2 separate regions of the Homo sapiens genome follow, and region 2 is linked to region 1. The links are chromatin contacts, found by Hi-C or POLR2A ChIA-PET in ENCODE. All regions are on one chromosome and are shown on one strand. Each heading gives the region's core, a stretch centred on a gene start or an enhancer-like site at or near the end of the contact. The rest is flanking DNA. Distances are from core to core; before and after follow the strand shown.

The links. Hi-C counts contacts between places; a loop is a spot of excess contacts on that map. ChIA-PET counts read pairs that join two places held with the same protein, here RNA polymerase II (POLR2A).
Region 2: a map of PC-9 shows a loop between it and region 1 (6-fold over the local background). The contact joins the enhancer-like site here to the promoter of GNG12 in region 1. A Hi-C loop is called at or near these places in 1 of 168 maps with a recorded cell type or tissue (PC-9). POLR2A ChIA-PET finds 5 or more read pairs at or near these places in 1 of 52 experiments (RWPE1).

The regions. Positions count from the first base shown.
Region 1 is chr1:67,830,776-67,835,970 of GRCh38, reverse strand. It overlaps GNG12 (G protein subunit gamma 12), which reads left to right and starts at 2,504. Exons shown (of 4, transcript NM_018841.6): 1 at 2,504-2,627. It overlaps GNG12-AS1 (GNG12, DIRAS3 and WLS antisense RNA 1), which reads right to left and starts at 3,683. Exons shown (of 10, transcript NR_040077.1): 1 at 3,535-3,683.
Region 2 is chr1:67,887,231-67,892,081 of GRCh38, reverse strand. The region is part of intron 1 of GNG12-AS1 (GNG12, DIRAS3 and WLS antisense RNA 1); the gene reads right to left. Among named protein-coding and RNA genes, the nearest start is that of GNG12, 56 kb to the right of the region's middle. Within about 2 kb of position 1,986, at least 3 of the 41 ENCODE cell types and tissues checked have a DNase peak (open chromatin) inside an H3K27ac peak, as active enhancers do.

The sequences.
Region 1 (5,195 bases), core at 1,255-3,754:
TCTACACATTTCCAGCTGCCCTGTGCCCAGGCAAAGCAAATCCTGCAGCTGGAGCTGGTACTCTGAGAATATGATGTGGGTGCTGGCAGGAGGGAATGAAAGCACGCCTGGAACCAGTGTGCACGAAACTGGAAAAGGACTGGAGGGGGTATGGCCAAGCACTGGCAGCAAGTGCTGGAATTAGGCATGTACTTTAATATAAACTAGAGTAGAAGATTGATGCTTGCTTTTCAAACCCATGATTACATGCTTGGAGTTACTAACTGCCAGGGTAATATATGTACAAAATAACAAAAGTGAGTCAATAAGAAATATAAATAAAAAATAGGAATTACAGTTGTATGAAAATGGAATGTGAATCCTTTAAGTTTGGGAAACATCAGCAGAGTAGAAAGGACACTGGATCAAGGGCATCGATAAAAGCACAAAGTATTGGGTCAGCCAGCCAAGGTTTGAATCCTGGCTCTGCCAGTTTTGCTCTGTAAGACCTAACCTTCCTGTGACTACGTCCTTAGGTTGTTAGGAGGATTAAAAGGTTTAATATATGTAAAGCACTTAAAGCAACATCTGCTACGCAGAAAGTGCTGGTTAAGTATTAGCTCTTATCATTCCTGCCTTGCTATTAGGTTGATGCAAAAGTAATTGCGGTAATAACTTCTGTACTAACCTAATACTATCTCGATCAGTGCTTCTCAAACTATCTGTGATATTTTATTTTCAATCTGTTGCAGGCTGATGCCTTTCCACATAAAAGAAAAATGAAATAGACATAAAATACAAAGCTGCATTTTAAACGATTTAACAGACATAAAATTACTCTGTCAAATTGCTGTAAGTTTCTACATGCTCATCTTCAATTTCTATGCTCATCCCTTTGTAGATGGGTAACGGTTTGCAGACTGTCACTATTCCATGAACCACACTTTGAACAGCACTCAACTAGAAAAACCTTCGACAAGCCGCTTAAGTTACTGGTGGCAATATGTGGTGTTCCAGCTTCCAGGTTTTTTCAAGAGACTAATGAGAGAAAAGTAAGAGTAAGTACATGAAAGCACTTATTAAACTATAAAGTGTCCCAGGAAGGAAAATTAGTAGCATAGCTTAGAGGAGTCTATTCTGTGGTCTGTGGCCAAAAAATACAAACTCCAGTATGCCACCCTCTCAGTCCCTGTGGTGTCAAGCTGTTCTGTTTCAGGTGTATCATTTGAACTGTTAGTACTTGTGAATCAGTCAAGCATTTCCTAATGCTGAACAGAACAGGAAATAAAGACCCCTCTGGCAGTCTGTGGCTTGCATCCCACAAACCACCGCCATCCGCAGCTTGCTAAGACCACACTCCTGGGGCAAGGCATGCATTCATACACCTACTCTACCTGTGACACCTCTTCTACATGTGCAAATGATTTCACTAAACCTGAAACTTGCTTAGGGGTCAGAAGGAAAGCAAGAGGGAATATAATGCCCTGACTGCAGTCCCTAGTTCCCAGATTCCCCAGGGCCCACTTGTCCTCAGTTGGTGAAACTCAATACACAGACATCCCTCACCAATGCTTTCAGACTCCATTTCAAGTGTGGACTCTGCCCACACTGGTTCTAAGTGACCTACTTTGGCCTCACCTCTTTTCTCTCCACCCTGTCAAACAAGAAAGCGGCTACCTAGGAATACTCTAGAAGTCCGCTGAGTGGTTTTCTGAACATCCAGCTTCTTTACTCTTTCTGGACTCCAAGAAGGCAAGCCCCTTGTCTGATTCATCTTTGTACCTCTCCCATCACCTTTAGCATCGCAGTTGGTACACAGCGGGTGCTTGGTAATGTCTGTCGAATGGCCAAAGGAATAGTACAAAATCTGTGGAAGCGGAAATGGCTCCTCCATTTACCCGACCTTGAACCCTTCCAGAAAAGACCAACCAAATCCCATTAATTCATTAGGCAGAACTCTGCCAGGTACTGGACATTCGGAAACAAATTTCAGGGGGTCGGGGCAGATGGACGGGAAGCTCATGGTGGGTGGATGTACTACAAATTCTATAATCCGCAGTTATACCTCCACTTTCTGGGAAACTTCTCTCCGTGGCCCCAGGGCCCTTTAAATGTTACTATGCGTGTTTTCCTCCATAGTTTCTGGAACAGAACCAAACTTTCGTGTAGGGGTTTGGCAGCGCTCATCCTCACAGCCCTGGGGACCGCTGGCACAGGGGCAAGCGAGGCGTTCGCACGCGAAGGAAACTTGCGAGGAGTCAGGGCGGCCCCGCGCGGGGGCGGGTCGTAGAGTGGGGGCCCTCAAGTCCTAGAACTTCAGGTCCTCCATGAGAATTAGAGGAAGGGGGATGGCCAAAGACGACCAGACGTCCACCGAGCTTCCACAGGCCAGGCCTCGCCCCTCCTCCTGCGGGGCCACAACGCGGGCTCCCCGGCCCGGGACAGCACAGCCAGGGCGTCCGGGCGGGAGGCAGGGCCCGGCGCGGAGGAAGGAGCCCGGGGCCGCCGCCGCCCCGCCCACCCCAGCGAGGCGGAGCCGGCGCCCGGAGGAGCAAGAGGAGGAGGAGGAGGAGAGGTCGGAGCCGTCTCCAGGAGCCCTTAGAGACCGAGTCCCGGCGGCGACGGCGGGGCAGCGCACCGGCAGGCGGGTGAGTACCAAGCGGCGGGCGCGGGTGGTGAGTCGGGTCCCCGCGGGGTCGGGGCGCGGCGCGGGGCGTCGGCCAGCGAGTTCGGGGGCCGCCTCCGAGTCCCGGGTGCTGGGAAGCGAGATGGAGGGAGGGAGCGGAGGAAGGAAGGAAGGAGGGAAGAGTGTCCTGCTGGAGGGCGGGGACTGGTCTGGGCGCTGGGCGCCGGAGACCGGGGGGAGGGGGAGGAAGGGGCCAAGGGACACCGAGACCCAGAGGCAGAAACGGCGCGCGCGCCCTCGACGGGCGGCCGCCCGAGGTTGCGGGAAGCCGCCCCCACGGCTGTGGCTGGGGCTAGGGCTGGGGGTGGAAGGAAAGGTCTCCCCTTGAGCTCGCTTGCCTCCTCGCCAGCCTGCGGCCGTGCGCCCCGCGCCGGGTTGGGAGGCCCCCAGTGTTCCCAGCCGTGGCTTGTGGTGGTGTCAGGCGTTGGAGGAGGGCTGGCATGTGGGGGCGACAGGGACGCCACGCCCCTCTGCCTACTTTCTACCTCCCGGGACCAGCCGGCGGGAGCGCAGCCTTGGAATCCGCTGGGCGCTGGGGGTCTAGCAGGGAAATAGCGGGTCGCAGAGGGGAGAGCCCATATGACGCACCCCGCGAGGGACCCCCGAGTGGGGACCCGAGGCTGCTTTTCTGCAGACTGTATTTGCAAGTGGTAAGGGGGAGGTTGAGGCTTAGTCTTGGGTGATTTTTTTTTTTTTAATTATTGCCCCGACAGTTATCCCGTGGGGCAGGGTGAATTCTGTTTTTCATTTTAATTAGGGCATATCAATTAAAGCTAACTTTAAAACGCTGTCACTTAGCACCTCCCGTCACTCACTCGTCCCTCGCTTTGTGTGTCCTGTAAACTTGGCTTAAATCATTCATAACTCACGATAAGGAAGCCGTGATTCTTGTTCACGTCGCCGCAGTGGAGTGAAACTTTGCCCAACTGGGACTGAGTGGAGGCATTGCTGCGGCCGGTCATCTGGTGGTCATCCTGCCGGGCGTGGTTGTATACAAACAAGTGGGTCGAGAAGGAAATCTCTGAACACCAGAGGTAGAAGGGAGGTTCCTGCGCCCACGTGTCAGGGCGCGTTTAATGGCTGCTCCCAGCGGAAACAAACGGGAATTTATTAGACCGTGTGGAGTTGGACAAACTTCACATGATTAGCTTCCTTCCCATCAGTTACTTCCTCTCCCCCCTGCTGTCTTTGCCGACACAGTTTATATTTCCTGGGGCGGTTGTAGCTTCGCCTGAATAGGCTGTGTATAATGAATCTTTTGGATGTCGTCAGAGGCAGGGTCTGCGTCTGTGCCTTCTCTATTTTAAAAGCGGAGTTTGGCTTTGTTTTTAAAAGTGCTAGTCACCAGACTGCACCCTTGCCAGCGCTTCGCAGCTCTCGAAGTAAATTATCGCAGGATGGCGGCCCTCACCTAGGAGAACCAGGAAGGCAGGCAGCGCTAGAACGACGGGATTGAATTTTACTATTGCCAAAACAATCACATTCAAGTAAGGAGCTGTTTTGTTTTGTTTTTGTTTTTTTAACCAAATTATATATACTAGCAAGCCCCTTTTCTAGTAAACTAACGTTATTCACACACACAATTTTTAAAGTAATCAAAAATTTTACAGAGTCTTAAGTGATAAAAGGACTTTCAGATAAAATGTTCAGTCCCTTTGCCTTCTCTAATAGTTAACCAGCGCCGTAAAGCCCTGGTTTAAGTCCAAAAAATGCTGAAAAGTCTACTGCGTCGTTAGACCTTATAAATAATGCAGTCCTATTTTTGCTGTATTTAACTCATGTAATTTACTAGATATCGAACCCCCAACAGGGCACACAGCACTTAGATTTGTGTAGAAATATATGAAAATGTGAATCTGTGTTTCACAAGAGCCTGAAAAAAATAGAATTATAAAAATTTCCTGTCCAGAAAGCTCCAGTCTTACTTGAAAGCTCTCTAACAATTAGATTTGTGGATTTGTGTTGTCACTTGTTAGAGAATATCGGTGGTTTATTAAAGTGTGAGAGCAAAGGGCTTCATGGTCAGAAAACTTGAGGAAGTGGTTAGCCAATATCAAATTAGTTTTTTTTAAAATTAGAATTATGTGATTTATTGTGTTTTGCTTTGTTTTGGAGTTTTATGTCAGCTTAAGCTTAACCTAGGAAGGCAAGTTGTGAAAGCAAGTAAATTTTTCTGAGCCCTAACTTGGAAGAGAAGCTTGTTTAACAGTGATTTGGGGTGTTGGCTTTGGAGTCAGACAGACTTAGATGAAAATATTAGCTATTTAACCTTTTTCAGTCTGATTTATAAGATGGGGATAATAATGGTCTCTATCTGTAGGGCTTTACAGAAAGTATATGAAAACTTTGTCTTTGGAAAACACTTAAACTGGACTTAACACGCAGTACATGGTCAAAATTATTAGATATTTATCTAGCTTGTTCAAGCAGCAGGCTACTGGATAAATTGCAGGGTGGCAGCTTGAACCTTCCGGAAATGCTAGATAGAGCAATTTCAAATTCTACAGAAAGTAACTGGTGTGTGTGTGTT
Region 2 (4,851 bases), core at 737-3,236, 57 kb before region 1:
AAACTGCTCTTCACTTCAGTTGCTGCTTCTTCCCTCACACTCGCTCTTCAGCCCTGGAGTTTGATTTTTATTTTTCTCACTTACAGTAACCAACTTATCACAGTTTGCCCAGAATTTTTTTGGTTTTAGCACTGCAAGTCCCACATCCTGGAAACCCCCTCAGTCCCAAGCAATGGAGGACATCTGATCACCTTAGCCACCACCTCACAGAAGCTATCATGGCAAAGAACATCATGTCCTCTCTGTCATTCAATCCAACGGACACTTTTAAACATCTTATTTTATCTCTCTGAATGTTTCCACTGTTCACCATTCCTTCCTGGCTCCTATGACTTCACTTTATCCTGAATCCCAGTGATTCCTTCCCAGAGGCTCCTCTTTTACTTTTCTCCCTTTATGTGTTTGCCTAAGGTTCAGTCCTCGGGCTGCATCACTTCTTACTAGTTCTCACAGTTTCCTGGGGTGATCTCATTCGCTCCGTGACTTTACCTTCCCTCTCTAGGACCACAATTCAGCCTTCTTTCTCTCATGAGCTCCAGACACCCCCAGTCAACTCTTCTGGATGCCTCGAATCAAGATTTGCTGTGCAGACTGGGGGCCCGATGAGCAGTCCCTCATTGCAGACTGCAAACAAAGCTCCTTTACATCAGGGTGCAAGGTAACTCTGGCAGATACACAAATATGAATGACACATGTTCCCTGGCCTTAAGGTATTACATTTACAATAGAGTACGAAAGACTGGTTGTTTTTCAACTCCCACTAATTCAAGATGAAAAGTACCATAAGTGAGGTCCCAGGAGGGTGACAGAGAGTTCAGAGGAGGAAAACTTTACATTTATCTAGGAAAATCAAGAGTGGTCCAAAGAGTTGAGTATTTAAGCTGGGACATGAGATTGAATGAGACATGCAATGATGCCAGGAAGGATATTCCCAATGACAGGATTTATGTGTGTGAATGCACTGAAGCAAGCCAGCTTGGAAACTGGTGTAGCAGGCTGCCTGGGTTACACACGTATCCATGCCAGTGTACACACCCTCACAAATCAAGGTGGTAAATTAGAGATTTCCCACACTCCTATGTATTCCCATTAAGGATGATCACCTAGACAGCTTATAAATCTTTTTCAGTTGGCTTCATGATCTTTACAACCAGCACAGTTCATTTAGCAAGCAAACTCCAGCCTGGAGGAAGCAAATATCTCATGGGTCTGAAGGCTCAGGCCCAGGATTCTCTCATTTGCCCCTTTTCTCTGAGACCAACAGGCTTGCAACATTAGGAACAAACAATTTGGTAGAAGCAGCTGAGATGGCAACATTACCACAAAGATATGGGGCCATGCTTTGGTGGAAAGAGAACTGGATAGGGAGGCAGAATACCTGGATTCAAGCCTCAGCTCTGGTTTCTATAACATGTGTAAGCTCTGTGGTTTGCTTAACTTGAGACTGTTTCTTTCTGTCTTGTATGGGAAAATGCTCACTGTTTTATGGGTTTGTTCTGAGGATCAAATGAGATAAATGTGAAAGGCTTTTGCAAAACAAAAACCATTATATATCATAAAATATCTGTTGCTGTTTTTTTTCCTTTTTAATAACACACTTCTCTATAGAGACTATGACCATTCAAAAGGCATTTACCTCCAGCAAGGAAAGGGAAAATGCAGACATATATAACTATGTAACTGATCAGAGATTCAGCCAAGCCCAAACAAGTGCAGTAATGTCTGCCTGTGATTCTAATACCAGCAGTAGAATCTCCCACTGGGAGAAAAATTTAGATGTTGTGTGCACTTTTCTTTCCAGATCCTGGACAGCACACCTAGCAACCAAGAAAATGAGAGTTATAGCTGTTTCTTACATAATAAAGAGTTCTCAAGTTTAATTTTAAAAAAAATTCTCATTGTCTTCCTCTCTACCCAACTCATGACATCATTTGTAGCTGAAAGTTCCACATGGGTGAGTCATCCCACACTCCAACCCTCAATTTCACTGACATTTCCTCCACACTACTCCAGCCACCCACTGCATGGTCATTTCCTGCCCTTTGCCATCACCAGAAAATGGGCCACTTCTAACCTCTAGATTCCAAGGACTCATTTTCATTGTCATTTTAGCTCACTTTCTCTGGCACCCCACTAGTACAATTCTAGGACTTCTATAAGATCTCTAACCCACTGACTCCTCCATTATTTTCCTCTGTCTGCATACATTGTTATTATATATTATAATATATTACTATTATATATATTATAACTTCTATAACTTTGCAGCTTAGATTCAGAGGGCATCATTACCCCCACTCACATGCAAATATCCCTAACACCCCTTCCCCACTCTTTTCAAGGTTTTCTTCTTAGCCCTGAAAGAACCTCTGCATCTGCATCTGACATTTAGCTGGGATGCCTCAGGACAGCTGTACCAGTGCTTACTGCTGGCATCTGCTCTGAATGATTTTCAAAGGTGGATTTACTGTGAATCTGATGAAGCCTAAGTTTCAGGGCCTCCATATGCAAAACACCTTTCAAAGATCCTAGCCATATGTTTATAAGGCCGTATCAGTTTTGTTTTGTTTTAAAAACAAAAAGTCATTGAGAAGACACTTGAAAATTTCTTTTTTTAAAGGCCCTCTCCCCAAAATGTTTAAGCAAAACCAGGTCCACCCCTGCCAGGTGTTGACTATTTTAAATATCGCCCTTGATTATCACCCACGAAGTGGACATGGCTGTCTAATAGATGCAGCATACCCACACACACTGGCATAATCTGCTCTCTGCCCAGGTCTCATCTGCTTTTCTGCCAGGTTCCTCCTCACTCTCCAGCCACATTGGTCTCCCTCTGACCATCATCACTAAAGCAAATGCCCTCCCACCCCACCCTTGCCGGCCCCTCGTCTGCTTCCTTCCTAACATGACAAAATGTCATTCTTTGATTTTTCCATTGACTTTTTGTCAGTATCCTCCATACAACTGCATTCTCCACAAGTACAGGGGTAGGGTCTGAACACCCACTGTGTGTCTCCAGGACCTACCACATACATACTTTGAATTAATTACAAATGACACAGACTGCCTGGGTTGTTAGTGAGATTGTTTCCTTCCTACCACTGAAGGGAAAGTCCGTGGAGGCATTTATGCCGCTTTCAGGCTGCTCTGAATTCCTTCTGTGGCTAAGGAGGGGGTGGTCTCCCAAGCACAGAGCAGGCTGGATTTCCAGATTCCTACAGAGCCCTAAATGCTTCCAAAGCCTCTTCAGGAAAGCATTGCCCGATGCTCTGGGAAAGCCACAATGCTGCTTTGCTGTCAGCAGGAGAGAGGCCTCCCATTCCAGTCCCTGGATGCCTCTTCCTTTGCCTGCAGCTTCTTTCAGCTCCTTCCATTAGTTAAGTCTCTCTGGTCCCTGAACAATTGTCCTCTGTATTAGGGGATAGCCCAGGGAAAGAGACACCCGCAGGATGACAACCACAGGGTGTACTACTTTATTAAGTTGGAGACTATTCAACACAGCATGCAAAATTATATACACGTTCATGCATATGCATGTGCATTTTAATTATGTAGAATTTATTTTCTGAATGCCTGGAGCTGAAAATATGGTAACCTTAATCAAGAGTTCCCTGAGGGAGGTGATGTTGACAGCTTGCTGGGATGTGAGGAATTCCAGGTGTATTTGTGAGGAAGTTGTTCTGTAAGAGCAGCTGCTTCTTATTCCCACAAGCAATTACTGTCAATAAACATCTCCCAAACCCATTTATGAATGGAGCACTGTGTTGGCACTGGGTCACCTGACCTTATCTGCCCACTCTAATTTCCATGTGCATAATGTACATTTTTCAGAACTTTCATATGCATTCGCTCATTCAATTCAAAGAATAACGATGACACGAGGAAAAGGGGGTATTAGGCCCCTTTTACAGAAAAGAAAACTGAGACCCTTTAGAACCAACAAGCAATACAAGGTAGCATCTGATATATGCCAAAGCCAATGCCTGTAATGTGTGTTCCAGGTTGAAACCTACAAATTAACGAAGTGTTGTAGGAAGGCAGCACAGTATAGAGGGAAAGGCCAGGCCTAGGGTTCCAAACATCTCTATCTGGTCCCAGCTATTTCCCAAACTGGCTTGTGTTCCCTGTCTACTAAATGAAGCCATGAAGCTAATCAGCGGTTCTTCACCTGGGTTGCACATTGGCATCATCAGGGAAACTTTTAAAATTCCCATACCCAAACCACACCATAGACCTATTAAATACAGTCCCTGAAGCTAACAGACTTGAATTTCCGCATTTTTTTTTAATGCTCCCTGGCTATTCCAAAATGTAGTTAAAGTTGAGAAACTTGGCTCTGAACTAAATGATCCCTTGGGTTTTTAAACACACTGTAAACTTCTATCAGAAGACAACTTGCAGCCTCTGACCAAAATAGATGTTCATTAATTAAGTTGCCTTCAAATAAACCCATTTAATATTGTTTAACCAAGTCTTTCTCAGCCATATATGACCACAAAAGCCTTTCCTCATGTGATAATTGTTAATACTTTACTAATATCCCAGAATATTAATGTATTCTGGAAAATACTCCATATAGGGTTTACCTTGAGAAGTCCCTTTGAAGAGTTTGATTCTCTAAGCGGTTTGGAGCACTGGAGATTCATGCCTTAGGAAACTCTCTCTAGCAAACTGCTAGCACCTCCCAGCACATCCAGATGGGATGATGGCCACTTCTACTTAACTCTTGTTTTGGGATTCAGTTCTATAATTAGCATCTTCTTTATTATATTCTGTGTCTAGGGGTAAGAAAAGAGGATGTTCTATGTCTGTTTAATGTGTTTCAGATGTTTTAAAGAGCCAAACATGAAA